Linked DNA regions of Homo sapiens: region 2 is linked to region 1. A link is an interaction called in ENCODE POLR2A ChIA-PET data of the cell type or tissue named here. Cell type or tissue: PC-3. All regions are shown on one strand. Links, peaks and the distances in the headings refer to the core of each region. The heading gives the core; the rest is flanking DNA.

What was found. ChIA-PET counts read pairs that join two places held together with the same protein. Peaks named below come from ENCODE experiments on the same cell type or tissue, not always from the same donor. Only the 100,000 strongest peaks of a DNase experiment are listed, where the experiment ranks them.
Region 2: POLR2A ChIA-PET joins it to region 1 with 5 read pairs; 10 of 35 experiments call an interaction of 5 or more read pairs at or near these places.

Annotation. Positions count from the first base shown.
Region 1 is chr22:26,605,883-26,616,291 of GRCh38, reverse strand. CRYBB1 (crystallin beta B1) reads left to right here. Exons shown (of 6, transcript NM_001887.4): 2 at 1-152; 3 at 4,102-4,220; 4 at 8,271-8,403. It also overlaps a transcript of CRYBA4 not described here. Among named protein-coding and RNA genes, the nearest start is that of CRYBB1, 6.9 kb to the left of the region's middle. RefSeq lists enhancers at 1,922-2,600, 5,633-6,012, 8,252-8,894 and a silencer at 4,953-5,022. In PC-3, for the core only: no CTCF peak of the experiment used is centred there; DNase peaks (open chromatin) are centred at 5,171 and 5,801; H3K27ac peaks cover 301 bases.
Region 2 is chr22:26,467,009-26,475,865 of GRCh38, reverse strand. HPS4 (HPS4 biogenesis of lysosomal organelles complex 3 subunit 2) reads left to right here. Exons shown (of 14, transcript NM_022081.6): 5 at 2,927-3,034; 6 at 3,448-3,564; 7 at 5,053-5,147; 8 at 7,243-7,315. Among named protein-coding and RNA genes, the nearest start is that of HPS4, 12 kb to the left of the region's middle. RefSeq lists an enhancer at 3,707-4,906. In PC-3, for the core only: no CTCF peak of the experiment used is centred there; a DNase peak (open chromatin) is centred at 4,155; H3K4me3 peaks cover 458 bases; H3K27ac peaks cover 1,653 bases.

The DNA.
Region 1 (10,409 bases), core at 2,860-7,859:
CGGCCACAGTGGCGGTGAACCCAGGGCCTGACACCAAGGGGAAGGGGGCCCCACCTGCAGGAACATCCCCTAGTCCCGGCACTACCCTGGCCCCAACAACCGTGCCTATTACCAGCGCCAAGGCGGCGGAACTGCCTCCTGGGAACTACAGGGTAAGGACCTGGGGGTGCAGTGGCTGGGTGCCATGCCTTCTTTCCTTCCTTCCCTCCTCCTCCTTCTTCTCCTCCTCCTCTTCCTCTTTCACCTCTTACTCCTCCGCACCTCTTTCTCCTCCTTTTTCTTGGCTTATTTTCTCTCCTTTCTATTTACTCTCCCTTTTCTTCTTCTCCACCTCCCCAGACTCTTATCCTCTGTCCCTATTCTCTTTTTCCCTCACCTTGGCCTCCTCCTCCCTCCTCCTTCTGGGACACAAGTGTGGCCCAGCCAATCTGGGAGCCCATAAAATAGCCAGGGGTTCTGACACACTTGGAGAAAGTGGGGCCGGGCGCAGTGGCTCATGCCTGTAATCCCAGCACTTTGGGAGGCCGAGGCAGGTGGATCACCTGAGGTCAGGAGTTCGAGACCAGCCTGGCCAACATGGTGAAACCCTGTCTCTACTAAAAATACAAAAATTAGCCAGGCGTAGTGGTGGGCGCCTGTAATCCCAGCTACTTGGGAGGCTGAGGCAGGAGAATCACTTGAACCCAGGAGGCGGAGGTTGCAGTGAGCTGAGATCATGCCACTGCACTCCAGCCTGGGCAACAGAGGGAGACTCCATCAAAAAAAAAAAGAAAAGAATAGAAAGAAAAAGGGGACCTATAGTTGAGTTGTGCAATAACAACAACCAAACCATACCGCTTCACAGCTGAAGGGACACCTGGCAATCAGGCTACACCTGCACACGCACATGCTTAGAGTTTATCGAAAGCAAGAAAAAAAAAGAAGAAAAGGAAGTGGGCTGGCTTAGCAGCAGGGAACCAGCTGTCCTTGGAGGCTCACTGGGGCAGCAGGATGGCCTCAGACCCTCAAAATTGCTCGAGGTGGTCTGGGCTGAAAGGCATCCTGTGGAGCAAGGTGTCCAGTCCCCTGGGATTTGGTTTGGTGTGGTTTCAACCTCAGGTCACAGAAGTAGGCCATTTTGCAACCCCTAGTTCATGACACGCTCTCATGTGGTCAGTGCGTGGCAGGTTTTTATTTATGTACCTATTTAATCATTAGTTTTATTTAATTTCTAATAATGCAATATGCACCTACAAACCCACCACCCATATAAAAGCCAGGACTTGGTTAAAAACTTTCTACCTAACTCTAAGGTGTCTCCCTTGAGTCCATCATTTTCCTCCCCAACTCCAGGAAATACTGTCCTATCCTCAACCTGTGTCTGTAATCTGCTTGCTTGCTTTTGTATACAATTTTATGCATTATTCCTTTAAAAATGTATACACACATACACATGTATATTTATTTACTTGTTTTATTTATTCATTTATTTTGAGACCGAATTATGAGACGGGTTTTGCCATATTATCCAGGCTGGTCTCGAACTCCTAGCCTCCGCCTCCCCAAGTGCTGGAATTATAGGTGTGAGCCACCGCAACTGGCCGATTTACTTGTTTTTAATTTATTGAAATATGCAATGTGATTATTCTGGGCTTTTCTTTGTACTTTTCACTTACTATGAGATCCCTAATATCCATCCATATTGTTGCGCATGACTGCCGGCCATTCATTCTGGCTGCTGCCTGATATTTCAGAGCGTGACCATCTCTTTCCTGCTAAGCACGATTTCAGTGGTTGCTAGCTTTGCTCTCGTGAACAGCATGGCTTGGACGTTCTTATCCCTGTCTCCTGGTATCGGGGAACCTGCCCCGATATTCACATAGATTCTTTTCTATTTTTCCTAAGCGTCGGCCAGCTTGAGAAATAAAGGGACAGAGTACAAAAGAGAAAAATTGTAAAGCTGGGCGTCCGGGGGAGACATCACATGTCAGTAGGTTCCGTGATGCCCCACAAGCTGCAAAAACCAGCAAGTTTTTATTAGGGAGTTTCAAAAGGGGAGGGAGTGTGAGAATAGGTGTGGGTCACAGACATCAAGTACTTTACAAGGTAATAGAATATCACAGGGCAAGTGGAGGCAGGGAGAGATCACAGGATCACAGGACCGGGGCAAAATTAAAATTGCTAATGAAGTTTTGGGCACCATTGTCATTGATAACATCTTATCAGGAGACAGGGTTTTGAGATCAACCGGTCTGGCCAAAATTTATTAGGCAGGAATTTCCTCTTCCTAATAAGCCTGGGAGAGCTATGGGAGACTGGAGTCTATCTCATCTCTGCAGCGTCGACCATAAGAGACGACCACGCCCAGGGGGGCCAGTTTAGAGACCTAACCCCAGGTGCGCATTCTCTTTCTCAGGGATGTTCCATGCTGAGAAAAAGAATTCAGCGATATTTCTCCCATTTGCTTTTGAAAGAAGAGAAATATGGCTCTGTTCTGCCCGGCTCACTGGCGGTCAGAGTTTAAGGTTATCTCTCTTATTCCCTGAACAATTGCTGTTATCCTGTTCTTTTTTAAGGTGCCCACATTTCATATTGCTCAAACACACATGCTGTACAATTTGTGCAGTTAATGCAATTATCACACGGTCCTGAGGCGACATACATCCTCCTCAGCTGACAGGATTAAGAGATTAAAGTAAAGACAGGCATAGGAAAGCACAAGGGTATTGATTGGGGAAGTGATAAGTGTCCATGAAATCTTTACAATTTATGTTTACAGATTGCAGTAAAGACAGGCATAAGAAATTACAAAAGTATTAATTTGGGGAACTAATAAATGTCCATGAAATCTTCACAATCCACGTTCTTCTGCCATGGCTTCAGCCAGTTCCTCCGTTTGGGGTCCCTGACTTCCCGCAACATCCCGGGGCACACATACAGGAGTTTCTCTTGGGCAACCAAAGGTAGAAGTGGAAGTGCTGGGTCATGGTTATATGAACCTCCCCTCCTCTTACAGCTGGGGAAACTGAGGCTCAAAGAAGGCAGAAAATTGTGCCTTGGTCCATGTGAATGGCAACGTTGTCCCAACTTGGAACAGCAAGTGGACAAGGAACCAAACATGAGGCTTAGTGAGGAGAGAAGATTAGCTCAAGTTTTCCCCTATGTTGTGGAGGGTTGGATTTGCAAGTGTCTCCTGAGCATCAGCTCTGTGGCAGGTACTGGGGCTGGGGCTGGAGATACAGAAATTGATCAACCTCAGGCCCTGCCCTGGAGGAGTCCTTGGTCTTTGGAGGGGCTGGGTAATGGGAGAGAGGGAGTGCAGAGAGAGAGGGAGACCCCAAAGCAAAACAGCAGTGACTGTGTGGTGGGTTAGTTGTGCTGCTAATGGGGAGAGGACAGTGGGGGATGCTCAACCAAGGCCGATGGAGGAAGGGGCAATCAGAGAAGGCTTCCTGGAGAAGGTGGCACCTGAGCCTAAAACAGAATAACGAGCTGGAATGCGTATTAGGGAACTTCAGTTAGGCAGTGGGAGCTCCAAGCTGGATATGTGTGGTGGAGAAGGCATTCCAGGCAGGAGGAATAGCACAAAGAAAGGCCTGAAAGGGAGGTTCATAAGTTCCTAATGATGGCGCAGATCTTAGCTTCAGAATTAGGGCATGAGGCCAGGTGCAATGGCTCATGCCTGTAATCCCAACACTTTGGGAAGCCAAGGCAGGCCAATCATTTGAGCTCAGGAATTCGAGACCAGCCTGAGCAACATGGCAAAATCCTGTCTCTACAAAAAATAGCCAGGCATGGTGGTGGGTGCCTGTAATCTCAACTACTCGGAGGCTGAGGTGGGAGGATCGCTTGAGCCTGGGAGGCGGAGGTTGCAGTGAGCCATGATTGCGCCACTGAACTTCAGCTGGGGCGACAGAGTGAGACTCAGAAAAACAAACAAACAAACAAAAAACAAAAATCAGTAAAGAATTGGGGGATGGGAGGACAGGATCATTTCACAAACTGTGGCTCATCACACTTTTATGTGACTCCTGCACTGCTGGCTTTTATTTATGTAGATACTTAATGAATTTTTGACTCCCCCCTCACTCTGCCCTTGGCATGGGGGCTTCTCTCCTGCAGCTGGTGGTCTTCGAACTGGAAAACTTCCAGGGCCGTCGAGCAGAATTCTCGGGGGAGTGCTCAAATCTGGCAGACCGTGGCTTCGACCGTGTGCGCAGCATCATTGTCTCCGCGGGACCGTGAGTACTGGGCGGCGGAGGGGCACACTCTCTGCCACAGTAAAATGACCACACAACAGTAGCTGCCATTTCTCCAGCATCTGCTCTGTGCCTGCGGCCGTTCGTACTCCTGGCACATACATTATGTCCAATCCTCATATCAAACTGAAGAGGGAGGAATTGTTCTCAATCTCATTTTACGGATGAGGAAACTGAGGCTCGGAGAGGTGATCCAATTAGCATAAGATCACACTGGCAGTAAGCCATGGTTCTGGGCTCTGGAGAAATGCTGCTTCTACTATAGCAAAAACTCTAGCCCGGCCGGGCGCGGTGGCTCACGCCTGTAATCCCAGCACTTTGGGAGGCCGAGGCGGGTGGATCACGAGGTCAGGAGATCGAGACCATCCTGGCTAACAAGGTGAAACCCCGTCTCTACTAAAAATACAAAAAATTAGCCGGGCGTGGTGGCGGGCGCCTGTAGTCCCAGCTACTCGGGAGGCTGAGGCAGGAGAATGGCGTGAACCCGGGAAGCGGAGCTTGCAGTGAGCCGAGATTGCGCCACTGCAGTCTGCAGTCCGGCCTGGGCGACAGAGCGAGACTCCGTCTCAAAAAAAAAAAAAAAACAAAAAAAAAAAAAACAAACTCTAGCCCATTACCGAGGGCTGAGAGAGGTCAAAGAGTGAAGTGTCCACTCGCTGTCCCCTCTCCTGGGCGTCCAGCTGCCTGGGAGTAATGATAAGCATCTGTGGCACACCCACCAGGTGCCAGGCACTGACTCGGGACCACACCTAGATGATTCACAGTGCTGTAGGAGGCAGAGGCTATTCTTATGCCCACTTGACAGATGGAAAGACTGAGGCTCAGAGGGGGTGAGTCTCTTACCCAAGGTCACCTATTGGTAAGTGGCACAGCCAGGATTCAACTCAGGTTGATTGAGTTCATTCCTAAAGCTCTTAATCACCATGCTTCACTGCCTGTTCCTGTCTCTGTGGGTGTCTCTGGGCCTTAGTGACTCCCATATAAAACAGGGATAGTCATCCTTGGGCAGAGTGGTTGCCCTATGTCCAGCCTGTGTGTGCTGAGGTCAGGGTGGAGGGGCAGCCCCAGGACAAGATCCACGCAGCTCGTTTGCTCTTGTCTCCCCCACTTTGAAAGCCTGCAAGGGTTCCAGTCATCCTGTATTCTGAGCCCATTCCGAGATGAGCTTTGAGGTCAGACAAGCCTGGGTTTGAGTCCTGACTTCCCCTGTTTGCCTTGTTCAGTGTGCAAGCCTCAGTTTCCCCATCTTTGAAATGGGGAGAAGGATGGCCCTCACCACTCCTCACAGGATTATGCTGAGGTCTGAGGGAGATCATACAGCATGGGCCTGTTACCTTGTGGGCACCCAAACATGGCAGGTGACTCTGATGGTCACGTACCCACCTCCCTGCCCGGTGAATTTAGCCAACTTATCCTGGAGGCTACCCGGGACCATTTCTACCTCCTGCACCCTCAGTGTGGTCAACGCAGCCTCAGCTCCACCCTCAGCCCCAAAACCCAGCTGGAAGCAGAAGCTACCGGATGTGGCCAGCATGGGTTTTCAGGCTTTTTTTGGTACCAGTGACTCAAACCCAGAGTATTTCTCCTCAAACAAAGATGCAGCTGGTGTCTGACGTGTGCCTTGGAGCCGTGCCTGATGGGCATGGAAACGGGCCTGTGGTCCGGGGGCCTGGGTCTGTGTGGGCGCTGGCAGGGCCATGGGAAAAAAAGAATGAAGAGGGTGAGGTAGGCATGGGGAAAGTGAGGAGGCCTGCCTGCCTGAAACCCAGGAGACTGCAGCCTGACACCCAACACCATCATGTGACCTTAGGCTGGGGACTTAACCCCTCTTAGCCTCAGTTTCCATATCTTATAAATTAAAATTCCTGCCCTACCCTCTCTCCCTGCTTGCGGGTTGAAATGAGCCATGGGAGATAAGAAAAGGCATAGATATAAACATTTAAAATTTAGATCCTCACTGGTCCTGCTGAAGAAGATAGGGGAGATTTTAGGGGGACTTGGGCATGGTGGCAAGACCACATCAGTGTCTGTTTTTCCAGAAGCCTAGACCTCCAGTTTCCTTCTCCCTTTAATCAGGAACAGTATTAATTTGGAGGCTTACTCTGTGCTGTATCTGTTCCATGCATTCCCTCTTTTAGGCCCTCATAATCTCCCAACAAGGTAGATGCAACAAAGTAGATGTATCATTTCTTCTCTGTTACTAAAGCTTAGCAGGTGTAAGTGCTGCCCAAATGCATGCAGCAAATGGCAAAGCTTGGATTAGAATTCAGGTCTGTCTGTTTCCAGGGTCTGTCCTCTTAACTCCTACATGAAACCACCTTCCAAGGCTCCCTTCTTATTCACCCATGCGTCTATCCACCCATTTATTCATCATCCATCTACTTACCCATGCATCTACCCATTCGTCTATTGATCTATCCATACATACATCCATTCTCCATTTATACACACGTACCCACCATGTGTTCTCCATCACCCACCCATCCATCTATAAATCTATCCATCTACCCACCCATCCATCTACCCATCTAGCTATCCATCAATTCAACCATCCCTTCATCCATCCCTTTATCCATGCATCCATTCATCTGTCCATCTACCCATCCACCTATCCATCTATTCAACCATCCTTTCATCCACCCATCCATCCACCCATTCATCTGTCCATCCATCCATCTATTCTCCCATTTATTTCTCTTCTACTCCAGACCAGACAGGGCTGAGGCAAATGCAACTCTATTCTGGGAAGACAAACATATCTTTAATTTACTCCAGTGTGGTTAACTCATCTCTCAGACAAAGACCTGAGGCTCCTGTGATGCATTCTGTCTCAGCCCATGGTGATAGCCCATCATCCTTGTCTCCTTCTGGGGAGAGCAGGGTCCCAGCAGCCCCCTGGGAGAAGATGCTAGTGTCAGTGTCCCCTCATCCGTCTCTTTTTTCCTAAGAACTCTTGAACACACGGGGAGCAAAGGTCAAGGAGTTCCTTAGTCTCAGCTTTCTCATCTACGGAATGGGGATTGTCTTATCTACCCCACCTGCACTGCCACAATCCCTGGTCCCTGTAACACAAGCTCACTTCTTGTCCTTAATCAATCTTCACTGGGAAAGCCAGGAAAATCTTCCATCTAATTTCAAACTTCTAATTAGTCCATGTAAGGAACCTAGCATCTTCATAAGCGCTATCACATTATATTACCATAGGTATCTGAGGGTAGATATTACCATCATTCCCTTCCCATTGCCTCATACTAGTTACTGAGTATCTCCCGAATACCAGGCCAGTATTTACCCAGCAAGGATGCAAACACCTGTATCAATTTTTCCCTTACCCCTGTACCTCCGAGACTGTCGTTCATTTAATATATTTCATTTAAAATGATCCTGCTAACCACAAATAAACACATTTTAAAAGAACCCTGACACCACTTTTTACAAATGGAAGGCTAGTATTATTTCCTATAAGTAAAAGGTATCCATACAAAATTAACAATAAACACAAAAGTGGTATTATTATGTTGCTATTACACCATTGTCTGCTGGAGGTTCTGGGCTAGTGGTCTTTTCTCTCTTTGTTACAAAAGAAAAAAAGGAGAGATTAGTAAGTGTTAAAGGCACATTAACATCAAACGAGCCTTTCTCCTAGCTGGCGTCAAGTTTCAAATGTCTATGTGTTCCTTGGCTCCAAGTCCTGATAGTACTTGAAGCATGTATGAACCTTACATCTAGAGAAACAGTGTGCTCAGATAATCACACACATTTATCTCACTTAATCCTTCACCAACTCCAAGGAAACAGGCATATGAGTGTAGATGAGAAACAAAGGCTCAGAGAGGTAAAGTCACTTGCCCATAGTCACACAGCCTGTAAGTGTCAGAGCCTAAAATCAAACCCAGACATGTTCAGCCCCCTTTGGACTTTCCTACTGTCCTCAGGGCTGCCTTGCCAGGGGAGAGAGAAAGGCAAGTAGGGAGTGGGGGCTTCTACTAACCATATGTCTCCTGTCTGCCTCATGGTCCTTCTTGTATCCAGCTGGGTCGCCTTTGAGCAGTCCAACTTCCGCGGGGAGATGTTCATCCTGGAGAAGGGCGAGTACCCTCGCTGGAACACATGGTCGAGCAGCTACCGCAGTGATCGGCTCATGTCCTTCCGGCCCATCAAAATGGTGAGTGGCTCTCCGGCTGGGGCTGGAGAATCAGCCAGGCGGGGCAGGGCAGGTGTAAGTCTGAGATCTGACAAGGGCAAGAAGGAGATGATGGTGGGTAGGGAGGCGTGGCAGCCTCCGAGTTGTCAAAGGACCGTGGATTCTTGAGCTCATCAATTCATCAGTGTCCTTAACACACTCACTACATACCCAGCTAGGAACCCTGGGCAAATGATAAGCACAAAAGCTTCCAAGTTAGAGCTAAAAACTTCAGCATCTTCCTTGATTCTCTTGATATCCCTGGCTGCACATTTAGACCTTACTGGGAGCTTTTTTTTTTTTTTTTTTTCCCAAAGATGGGGTTTTGCTGTGTCCCCCAGCCTGGTGTACAGTAGTGTGATCATAGCTCACTGCAGCCTTGAACTCCTGGCCTCAAGTGATCCTCCCGCCTGGGCCTCCTAAAGTGCTAGGATTACAGCCGTGAGCCACCATGCCAGGCCTGGGAAAACTTTTCAAATTTCAGTGCCCATTCGAAACACCAAACATGCTGGTTGCAGATCATGCAATGGCTAAGAAGAGGGATATTGTAGCCGGGCATGGTGGCCCATGCCTGTAATCCCAGCACTTTGGGAGGCTGAGGTGGGTGGTTACCCAAGGTCAGGAGTTCAAGACCAGCCTGATCAACATGACGAAACCCCGTCTTTACTAAAAATACAAAAATTAGCCGGGCGTGGTGGCGCATGCCTGTAATCCCAGCTACTAGCAAGGCTGAGGCAGGAGAATTACTTGAACCCGGGAGCCAGAGGTTGCAGTGAGCCGAGATCATGCCATTGCACTCCAGCCGGGGTGACGGTGCCAGACTCCATCTCAAAAAAAAAAAAAAAAAAAAAGGAGAGGGATACTGTAGAAACGCAGCTTGAACCTCTTAATAATAAGACAATATACTGAATTAGTTTCTTATAATATTTAACTAAGTCAACTTCCAGAAGATTCAAGGTCAAAATGGTGGCGATATCTCCAAGTGATTCACAGTTTTTTCCAGAATTAAGTTGATGATGAGTCATGAACCAGCTACATCTTACTCACCAATGTTAGTTGCTGATGGTAACCGACTTTTGTCTTCCATGATGGGAACATTTATAAGAATTTTCATGAATGTGCATTTGAGGCTATCAAGTGCCAACCACCAGCTGTTTTGACATCACCAAATTTATCTTAATGGATTATTCAAACAGATCATTCCCAACACTTTTCGCAGAATGTAAGACTGAATTATTTGCCTTCATGATGCACTCTCTGTAAGAATTCACAGATGTCTCTCTCAATCATTGAATGGTTCTTATATGCCAACCTATGTTAAGGGGTTTGTTTGGAAGAGTGATCAACCAGGGCATTTCCAGTAGCTTCTAGAAGCTTGCTATTCAACATAATAGGCAGTAGCCATATGTGGCCATTGGACACTTGAATTTTGGCTAAATGGAGATGTGTCATAAGTGTAAAATACATATTAGGTTTTGAATACATAGTAAAAAAAATTTTAAAGAATGTCAACAATGCATTGATATCATTATATTGGTTACATATTGAAATTATAATATTTTAGGTATATTTGTTTAAATAAAATATGTTATTAGAAATGTTTAGAAATCTCAAAGCCTAGACCCCACCCCAGACCAATTAATTCTGAATCTCTAGGGCTGGAACTCCGGCACTGCTATCTTTTCTATGCCCTCTAAGTAGTCCGTCTGTGCAGCCAGGGCTGAGATCCAACCATCTAATTCAGGGGTGCCCAATATTTTGGCTTCCCTGGCCCACGCTGGAAGAATTGTCTTGGGCTACACATAAAATACACTATCACTAACGATAGCGGATGAGCTTTAAAACAATTGCAAAAAAAATCTCATAATGTTTTAAGAAAGTTCACAAATTTGTGTTGGGCCACATTCAAAGCCATCCTGAGCCACATGTGGCCTGCAGGCCGCAGGTTAAATAAGCTTGGTCTAACCCTTCCTCTCTCTGCCCTGCCA
Region 2 (8,857 bases), core at 1,296-6,295, 140 kb after region 1:
TTCACCATGTTGCTCAGGCTGGTCTTGAACTCCTCAGCTCAAGGAATCCTCCCGCCTTGGCCTCCCAAAGTGCTGGGATTACAGGCGCGAGACACTGTAACCCAGCCCCAAATTATTTTGTTACAGTTTTCAAAGTAAGTTGCACACATTAGTGTACTCTCCACACAGATACTCTCTCTATCATGCATATCATCAACTAAAATTTAATGTTTGGGGCTGAGCGCTGTGGCTCAGGCCTGTAATCCCAGCACTTTGGGAGGCCAAGACAGTCGGATCACCTGAGGTCAGGAATTCAAGACCAGCCTGACCAACATGGAGAAACCCTGTCTGTACTAAAAATACAAAATTAGCCAGGTGTGGTGGCACATGCCTGTAATCCCAGCTACTCGGGAGGCTGAGGCAGGAGACTCTCTTGAACCTGGGAGGCAGAGGTTACAGTGAGCTGAGATCGCGCCATTGCACTCCAGCCTGGGCAACAAAAGCGAAACTCCATCTCAAAAAAAAAAAAAAAAAAAAAAGAAATTTAATGCTTGTTTGTGGTTACATGCTTTACAGGCGTCTGTCTTGCCACTTAACACTTGTGAAATTCGTTCATGTTGTTGCATCTATCAGCGTTCGTTCCATTTTATTATCAAACAGTATTCCGTTGTCTGAATATATCACAATCTGTTCTTCTTTTGATGGACATCTGAACTGTGTCCAGTTGGGGATATTAAGGATAAGGCTTCTGGGAACATTCCTATACAAGTATTTTGGTGAACACGTGTTTTCATCTCTCCTGGGTAAATATCCAGTCCTGGAATTGCTGGGTCATAGAGTAGGTGTATGTTGGATTTTATAGGAAACTGTTAGAACTTTTCCTTCAGTGGTTGTACCATTTTACATTCCTACCAAGAATGTATGAGAATTCCAGTTACTCCACCTGCTCATCAGCATTGAGATTGACAGTCTGTTCATCTTAGCCATTCTGCTGGATGTGCAGTGGTGTGTTATTGTGGTTTTAGTCTTCACTTCCCTGATGACTAATGATAGTGAGGCCTTTTCATGTGCTTAATGACCACTTGAATATCTTCCTTTGTGAAGTGTCCATTCAAAGCCCTGCCCATTTTTTAAATTGGGTTTTATTTTTTTAATTGAATTGTAGTTCTTTTTATATCCTAGATACCAGTTCTTTGTCAGATACATCTTTTTAAAATAATTTCTCCCAGTTTGTGGCATGCCTGTTAATTTTCTTGTTGTCTTTTGATGAGCAGAAGTTTTTCATTTTAATGAAGTCTAACTTATAAATTTTATCTTTTTATGGTTATTGCTTTCTGTGTCTTGCCTGAAAAAAACCACTGCCTACTCCATTGGAGGAGATAGTCTCCCTTTTTTATTTTTTGTAAGAATTTGATAGTTTTAGCTTTTAAATTTAGATCTGTAATCCACTTTGGGTTAATATTTGTGAATGGTGTGAATAGAGGTCAAGGATCTTTTTTTTTTTTTCCACCTGGATAACCAGTTCTTCCAGCATCATTGTTGAAAACATTTTCCTTTCCCTATTGGATTTCCCTTTGGTTCCTTTGCCAAAGATCAGATGACCATTTAAGCGTGGGTCTATTTCTGGACTCTTTTCGGCTTTTCCACAGATCTGTTTGAAGATTCTGTGTGAGTACCACACTGTCTTGATTTCTATAGCTTTATAGTAAGTCTTGAAACCAGATAGTATAAGTTCTCCAACCTTATTCTTTCTCAAGATAGCTTTGGATATTTCAGGTTCTTTGTGTTTTCATTGTACAATCAGTTTGTGGTTTCTGAAGAAAAGCTGGTGGGATTATGATTGCAATTGCATTCAGTCTGTTCATCAATTGGAAGAATTGAACACTTCTTACATGCCAGACTGTTGTAAGCTCTTGGATTACATCTGGGAACAAAGCAAAGATCCTTGTGCTACTGTAGCTTACATTCAGAGGGAATTTTTGTTTATTTGTTTTCTGTCAGGGTTTATTAGTTTAAATATCTGATGATTCCCTTAGGACAGATTCCTAGAGGTAGAATTACTACATCAAGTAATAGGAACTTTTTCAGGCTCTTTAAACATATGACCAGATAACTTTCTAACTCAGCAAGTACTTTTTTTTTTTTGAGACGGTGTCTCGCTCTGTTGCCAGGCTGGAGTGCAGTAGCGCAATCTCGGCTCGCTGCAACCTCTGCCTCCCAGGTTCAAGCGATTCCCCTGCCTCAGCCTCCTGAGTAGCTGGGACTACAGGCACACACCACCACGCCCAGTATTTTTAGTAGAGACGGGGTTTCACCATGTTGGTCAGGATGGTCTCGATCTCTTGACCTCGTGATCCACTCAAAGTGCTGGGATTACAGGCATGAGCCACCGTGCCCGGCCAAGTATTTATCTTCTGTGGAACTAACCACTACGCTCAGCATTTTGGAGATCTAGGACTGGGAAGATTGCGGTCAGTTCTTGCTCTTAAAGCACTCTATCCAGCTGGAGAAACATGATGGCCATTCATGAAGGAGTTTGAGTCCTGTCCATTGTTTGTAATGGAATCCAGATTAAACATCTACTGTCCAAATAACAGTCCTAACAATGCAAGGGTCAGAAAAAAGGTCAGCATTATTGGCTCGAGGTAATAGAACAGACCTCATGGAGATACTGAAATTGGTGGTGGGCACTGAAGGTTGTAAGTTCTGGGGAAATGAACAATAAGGAAAAGGACATTTGAGATTGGAAAACATGAATTGAGGTACAGAACTTACTTGTCCATGGAGATTAACTTGGCCAGAATGAAGGGTGTGGACTCAGGGACAATAGAAGATCAATTTCGATGGGCCAGTGAAGTCAGGTAATTGAGAGCCCTGGATGCCAGGATTCTGGGCTTGGACTCAAAGAGAAGGAAGATGCTTGTCTTCCTGGTTTCTCTCTTTACAGGTGCTGGGCTGTGCTGTGGAGCTCCCTGATGTCAGCTGCAAGCGGTTTCTGGATCAGCTAGTTGGATTCTTTAATTTTTACAATGGACCTGTTTCCCTAGCTTATGAGGTACAAGTATGGGGTTGAGGAGTCTTACATTGGGCCTCTTTATAAAAACCGGTATTGCCAGAATGCAGCACTTACTCTGGGGTCTTGTATACTTCATATAAACACATTGTGTCTGGGGACAAGGTCAGGAGCTCTTGGAGGCCCCTCATATGCCTTTGGGCCTAGTGGCATAGGTCACATTTATTCCAAATGTTTATCCCCATCTCCTCCCTGGGATGTTTAGAAAGCGCAGGCCCTGCTTGCCACCCCCACGCGGCAGGCGCCGTGGATCTGTGATGGGATAGGTTTAAAACAGGTCCTCCCTTCCGGTCAGTTTCCTGTGTGAGGAACAATTTTTGAGGTAGTTGGGACTCTGGCCAAAGAATCTGTCCCTCAAAATCTCAGATATTGACCTGAGGCTCTTTCTGTTTTAGAACTGTTCTCAGGAAGAACTGAGCACGGAGTGGGACACCTTCATCGAGCAAATTCTGAAAAACACCAGTGATCTGCATAAGATTTTCAATTCCCTCTGGAACTTGGACCAAACTAAAGTAACATTTTCATCCTCCTTATTCATTTTATATGTAAGACTAGGGCTTCTGGATACTTTTTTAATATTCCTGAAGTGAACTATATCTGGAAAAGTGAGTAGAATGTCACTTCTCAGGCAGGGCCATGACACGGCAGGTCACCTCTCAGCCTCATTTCCCTTATCCAAAGAATGGTGTCAGCATACCTGCCTTCTTGAACTGTTTTGATGATCAAGTGAAGCAGTACCTCAAATGACACCAAGTAAATGCTCAGTAAAGGGAATTAGTATTTTGTTCATGCCTCAGAAGTGTTGAACTCAGTAATCTGAAGGCCGCCTCTCTTGATATTCATATCATATGATCTAGTTATTCTCAGCATCAAAAATGCCCAGCATGAACATTTCAAAAACAAGGTTGCTGTCTTTGAGAGAGAATGGTTGGGAACTGTTTTTGTATCTCTGAGCCGCTCCGTTTGCGGTTGGCACTCAGTGAAACCTAGGCTGCTTGTGTGGCTGGCCTGACCACCTGTGCTGCCCCATTAAGAGCCAGCTACCTGAGCCCTGACTCACAGCCCTCTCCTGTGTCTCACTGCGATAGTAAATAATGTCCCTGTAGCAGGGGTGTAGCACTGTGGCTCAGCCTTCACAGAGCATGACTCCACCAGACATGGGGAAGGGTTTTCCCTGCTCCAGTCTGGAAAACTTCCTGTAGCTGGCCCCAGAGCTTTATAGAATGGCTGGCTGGGATGGCACAGTCTTGAGGCTATGAAGAATAAACTTCTTAATGTGTCAGCAGCTCCGGAGGCTCCATTAACACTAGTTCTAACAGCTGGTGGATACTTGCTGGTTCTAGCTGGCAGGTGGAAGTCTGAGGAGGCTGCTGGTTATTGCTGGCTCTTCCTGACCAGGTCCAGATGCTTTTCTTGTATTTTTAGGGACTTCTAGGCCCCTGACTCCATACAAGGAATGTGGAACTGAGGCATATTTCCCCGAGTGAAAGAGCATGATGTTTTCATTTTATGTGATGGAATAGAGTCATGGAACCTGGTCAGACATCAAGCCACCTGTATCACCATGGGGATTGTGCTTCAGAAGGAAAGTGGAGGATAGGGTAGGTGGGTTTCACCTGGTACCATGACATGTATTTATAGGATACACCCTCCTCTTCTGCTGCCGTGAGGTCTTAGCATTGTCAGGGTAGACAGTCGGTCTCCCAGGCCATCTACTTTGACCCCTTTGAATAGCCATATGCCATATTTGCTGCACCTTCTAGCTTCTGGACAGGCCTCCTTGTTCTAAGAATTTGGCATTTAGTGGTGTCAGCAGTTCTGAGTATAGAGAGGTAGAATAGTCCCAAGCCATGGCACAGCTTTCACTGTGTGACACATTCTCCTTTTCCAGGCTTTGAGCTACACCCTGTCCAGCTGTTCTGTACAACCCTTTCCCCTTTTCTCCCTTCCTGATTGTGAGCATGCTGATGGGTGGGCATGATGCCTCTTGCCCTGCACAGGTGGAGCCCCTGTTGTTGCTGAAGGCAGCCCGCATTCTGCAGACCTGCCAGCGCTCGCCTCACATTCTCGCTGGCTGCATCCTCTATAAAGGACTGTGAGTAACTCCAGACCCCTTTCTTCCAGCCCCATTCCCTTGCTGCACAACTGACCATCAGCCACCTCCAGATCACAGTGGGGAGCCCAGTCTCTGGCCAGTTCCAAGTGGGCTGGTTCGGCAAATATCAGGTAGTTTAGATTTGACTCAGTTTAGAAAGACAGGTGTGTACCTGTCTTTGAGCAAAGCTGAGAAATTGGAAATAGTTGTGTTCAGAAAAGAGTTAAGAATGTCCCTATAATTCTCAGTATGGGGCATGCTGGAATAGTTGTCAGTCTGCAAAATGCTAATGCAGAGTCCCGAGCGTTGCCAGCAGCCAGCACTGTAGTCAAGAGGCATGGAAGGGGCCTGCTGTGACCCTCCTCCTGCTGCCCAGAGACCCTGGTGTGCTTGCCTCAGCTCAGCTCTGCAAAGCAGCCTTACAGGCCCTTATCCAGCTGCCTTCAAGCCTCTTGGCTGGGCCAGTGTCTTGGTTGGCCTCTGAGAATTCACTTCACTTCTTCATGTAGTTGGAGGGCTTCTTGGTGAATCTGAGTGCCCAAGAGCCACTCTAGGTCATCTAAGGCCTCTCTCCTCATGGAGGGTTTGCTGTCACAGCCCAGGGCAGGCAGGGCCATTGCGCTGTGCCCGGAGCTTCCTGAGGAGCAGGCAACTACTGTGTAAATGGAGAAGCACTGAGGCTCTCGCAGGGGCCCTTGGGCCAGACAGGCTCGGCCCCAGATCCTCCCTTCTTTCGCCAGCCATGCGGCCTTGGGCAAGTTGCTTAGCCTCAATTTTCTCTTCTGGGAAATAGACATCCCTTGTGAAGAATGAAATGAGATGACAGATGCGGAAGAACCGAGCATAGACCCTGGTGGGCTTTGCACTCTTCTTCCTTGCCCCGGTTCTTATCATGATGGTTCTGAATCAGCTGTGGGATTTCCAAGTTCGTCAGTGACATACCCACCAAAGACAGTATTTTTTTTCCCCTTTTCTCATTTTGCATTTCTTAAATGTATATATATATATTTTTTTTTCTTTTTTTTTTTTTTGTAGGGACGAGGTCTTGCTATGTTGCCCAGGCTGGTCTCAAACACCTGGCTTCAAGCGATCCTCAGCTTCCCAAACTGCTTGGATTATAGACATAAGCCACTGCACCCAGCCTGTATTTACATTATACGGCTAATACATGAATACATTTTCACTGTAAACAAATCAATCAATAGAGGAACACACAGAGCACAATTTAAAAGCCCCCCTTCTTTCTTCACCATTTTTGTTTGTTTGTTTTTGAGACACAGTCTTGCTTTGTTGCCCAGGCTGTAGTGTAGTGGCATAAACACAGCTTACTACAGCCTCGACCTCTTGGACTCAAGTGATCCTCCCACGTAGCTGGAACAACAAGCACTTGCTACCACACCTGGCCAAGCTTTTGATTTTTTTTTTTTTTTTTTTTGTAGAGATGGGATCTCACTATGTTGCTCATGGAGGTCTCAAACTCCTAAGCTCAAGTTATTCTCCCACCTCAGCCTCCCAAAGTGCTGTGATTGCAGGAGTAAGCCACTGTGCCCAGCCTCTCCCTCACTCTTAACCTGTCCTCACCATTGGCAGTTTGGTGGGCATCTTGCTCTTTCTGTGTGTTTGTCCCCACTGGTACATGTATGCATATATTGCTTTTGTTTATTTTTGCTATCTCCTTAAATAGGATCACATGGTTTCTCAACGCATACAGTGAAGATTTCCTTACCGGTTCATATGGGTCTACCTCATTCTTATGAGGACTGCATACTTTTTGGGATTCTGGCTGTGTTGTGCTTTACTGTCTTGTTGATGAACATTTTGGTGGTTTACTCATTTTTTAATTGTTTTTACCATTCTCCCTGTAATGAATATTCTTACGCATACATCTTGGTACAAGCTGAGTCAAAGGGTTTGGATATTTTAAATGTTGGTAGGAACTGCCAGAGTGCCCTCTGTAAGGGTTTTACCAGTTGAAACTCCCACCAGCCAAGTCCCCAAGATCCTCGTCAACACGGGCTGTTAGGCATCTTTAAAATTTGGAGTGTTTTGGTGTATTTCGTCTCATGGTGTTCTTGTTCTGTGTGTGACCTCCTAGGATTGTCAGCACCCAACTCCCGCCCTCCCTCACCGCCAAGGTCCTGCTTCACCGAACAGCACCTCAGGAGCAGGTATTGTAAAGTCCACCCACCTGGCTGGACAGCATCCCCCAGAGCACTGGTCACTGAGCCTGAGGCTGGAGGGATCAGGAGCAGAGGCCGTGGAGCAGTTGTTTCACTTGGTCTTGTCAGGACCCCAAGTCCTCCAATGTCATTCTCCTCAGTAGTGAAGCCATTGGTGAGGCTGAAAGAAAATGTTTTCTTCCACGAGCTAGGCCTGGATAGTTGTTTTTTCTTCAAACCAAGGAAATCTTGGTTGAATTCGACTTCCCATAAGAATTTGATGTCTCTTTATGTCAAAGAGATGTTAGACTTTTCAGAGACAGACTGTAAAGGATGTGTCTTTAGAAAGATTTAGGGGGTTGGGCACGGTGGTTCACACCTGTAATCCCAGCACTTTGGGTGGCTGAGGTGGGCAGATCACTTGAGGTGAGGAGTTCAAGACCAGCCTGGCCAACATGATGAAACCCATCTCTATTTAAAATACAAAAATTAGCTGGGTGTGGTGGTGCACACCTGTAAATCCCAGCTACTTGGGAGGCTGAGGCAGGAGAATCGCTTGAACCTGGCAGGCAGAGGTTGAGGTGAGCTGAGATCGCGCCACTGCACTCCAGCCTGGGTAGCAAGAGTGAGACTCTGTCTCAAAAAATAAAAATAAAAATAAAAAAATAAGGAAAACAAACTCTTCTAAAATACTTCCATTTTATATTTATTTAATTGTTTTTATATTGAAAAAAAAGCCATGCATGCTCATTGAGAATAAAATTGCCCATCTTTGAACTGTACAGGGATAGCCACTGCCAGCATCTGGCATATCTCCTTCCAGTCCTTTTTTTGTTTTGTGTATGAAGCTGTGGTTTCCAGCGTATCATGAGGCTGTCTTTTTACATGTATTAGTGAACAGGCATGTAAAATGCTGGTAGGGCTCTATTCAGCCTCCTCAGCCACTGTGGCTATGGGTGTCAATTCAAGTAGCCTTTCTGGGAAACACTTTGATAATGAGAACGTTAAGGATGCCCTTTATTTTTTTCCTAATAATTTGACTTCTAGGAATATATCTTAAGGAAATAATGTAACTGCTGAAAAAAATTTATACTCAAAACTTGATCACAACAAGCTTTATGAAAGTGAAAAATCAGACAAAACTTGAATGCTTAAAGTAGGAGGTGGCAAATTATGGCCTGTGGGCCACCTGCCTACAAATGAAGTTTTATTTGGCTGCTTTTGAGCTATAATAGCAGAACCAAGTAGGTGGGACAGAGACCATATGCCCTGCAAAGCCAAAAATATTTACTGTCTTGTCTTTTGCACAGAAAGTTTACTAATTACTGGTCTAAGGTAGGTAAATGATTAATTTACTCATATCACTTAAACCTTCATAAAATTTTAATCAGCCGTTTAAAATGGCCAAAGATGTTTTAGTGGCAGGAAATGCGTGTTACTGTTTTAAGCAGAAATATGAAATTTTATATAGTGTGGCCTCAAAAGTATAAAAACTGCATAGGCTTAAGGAAAAAATACCCAATATTAATAGTACTAGCTTGGGGATGAGGG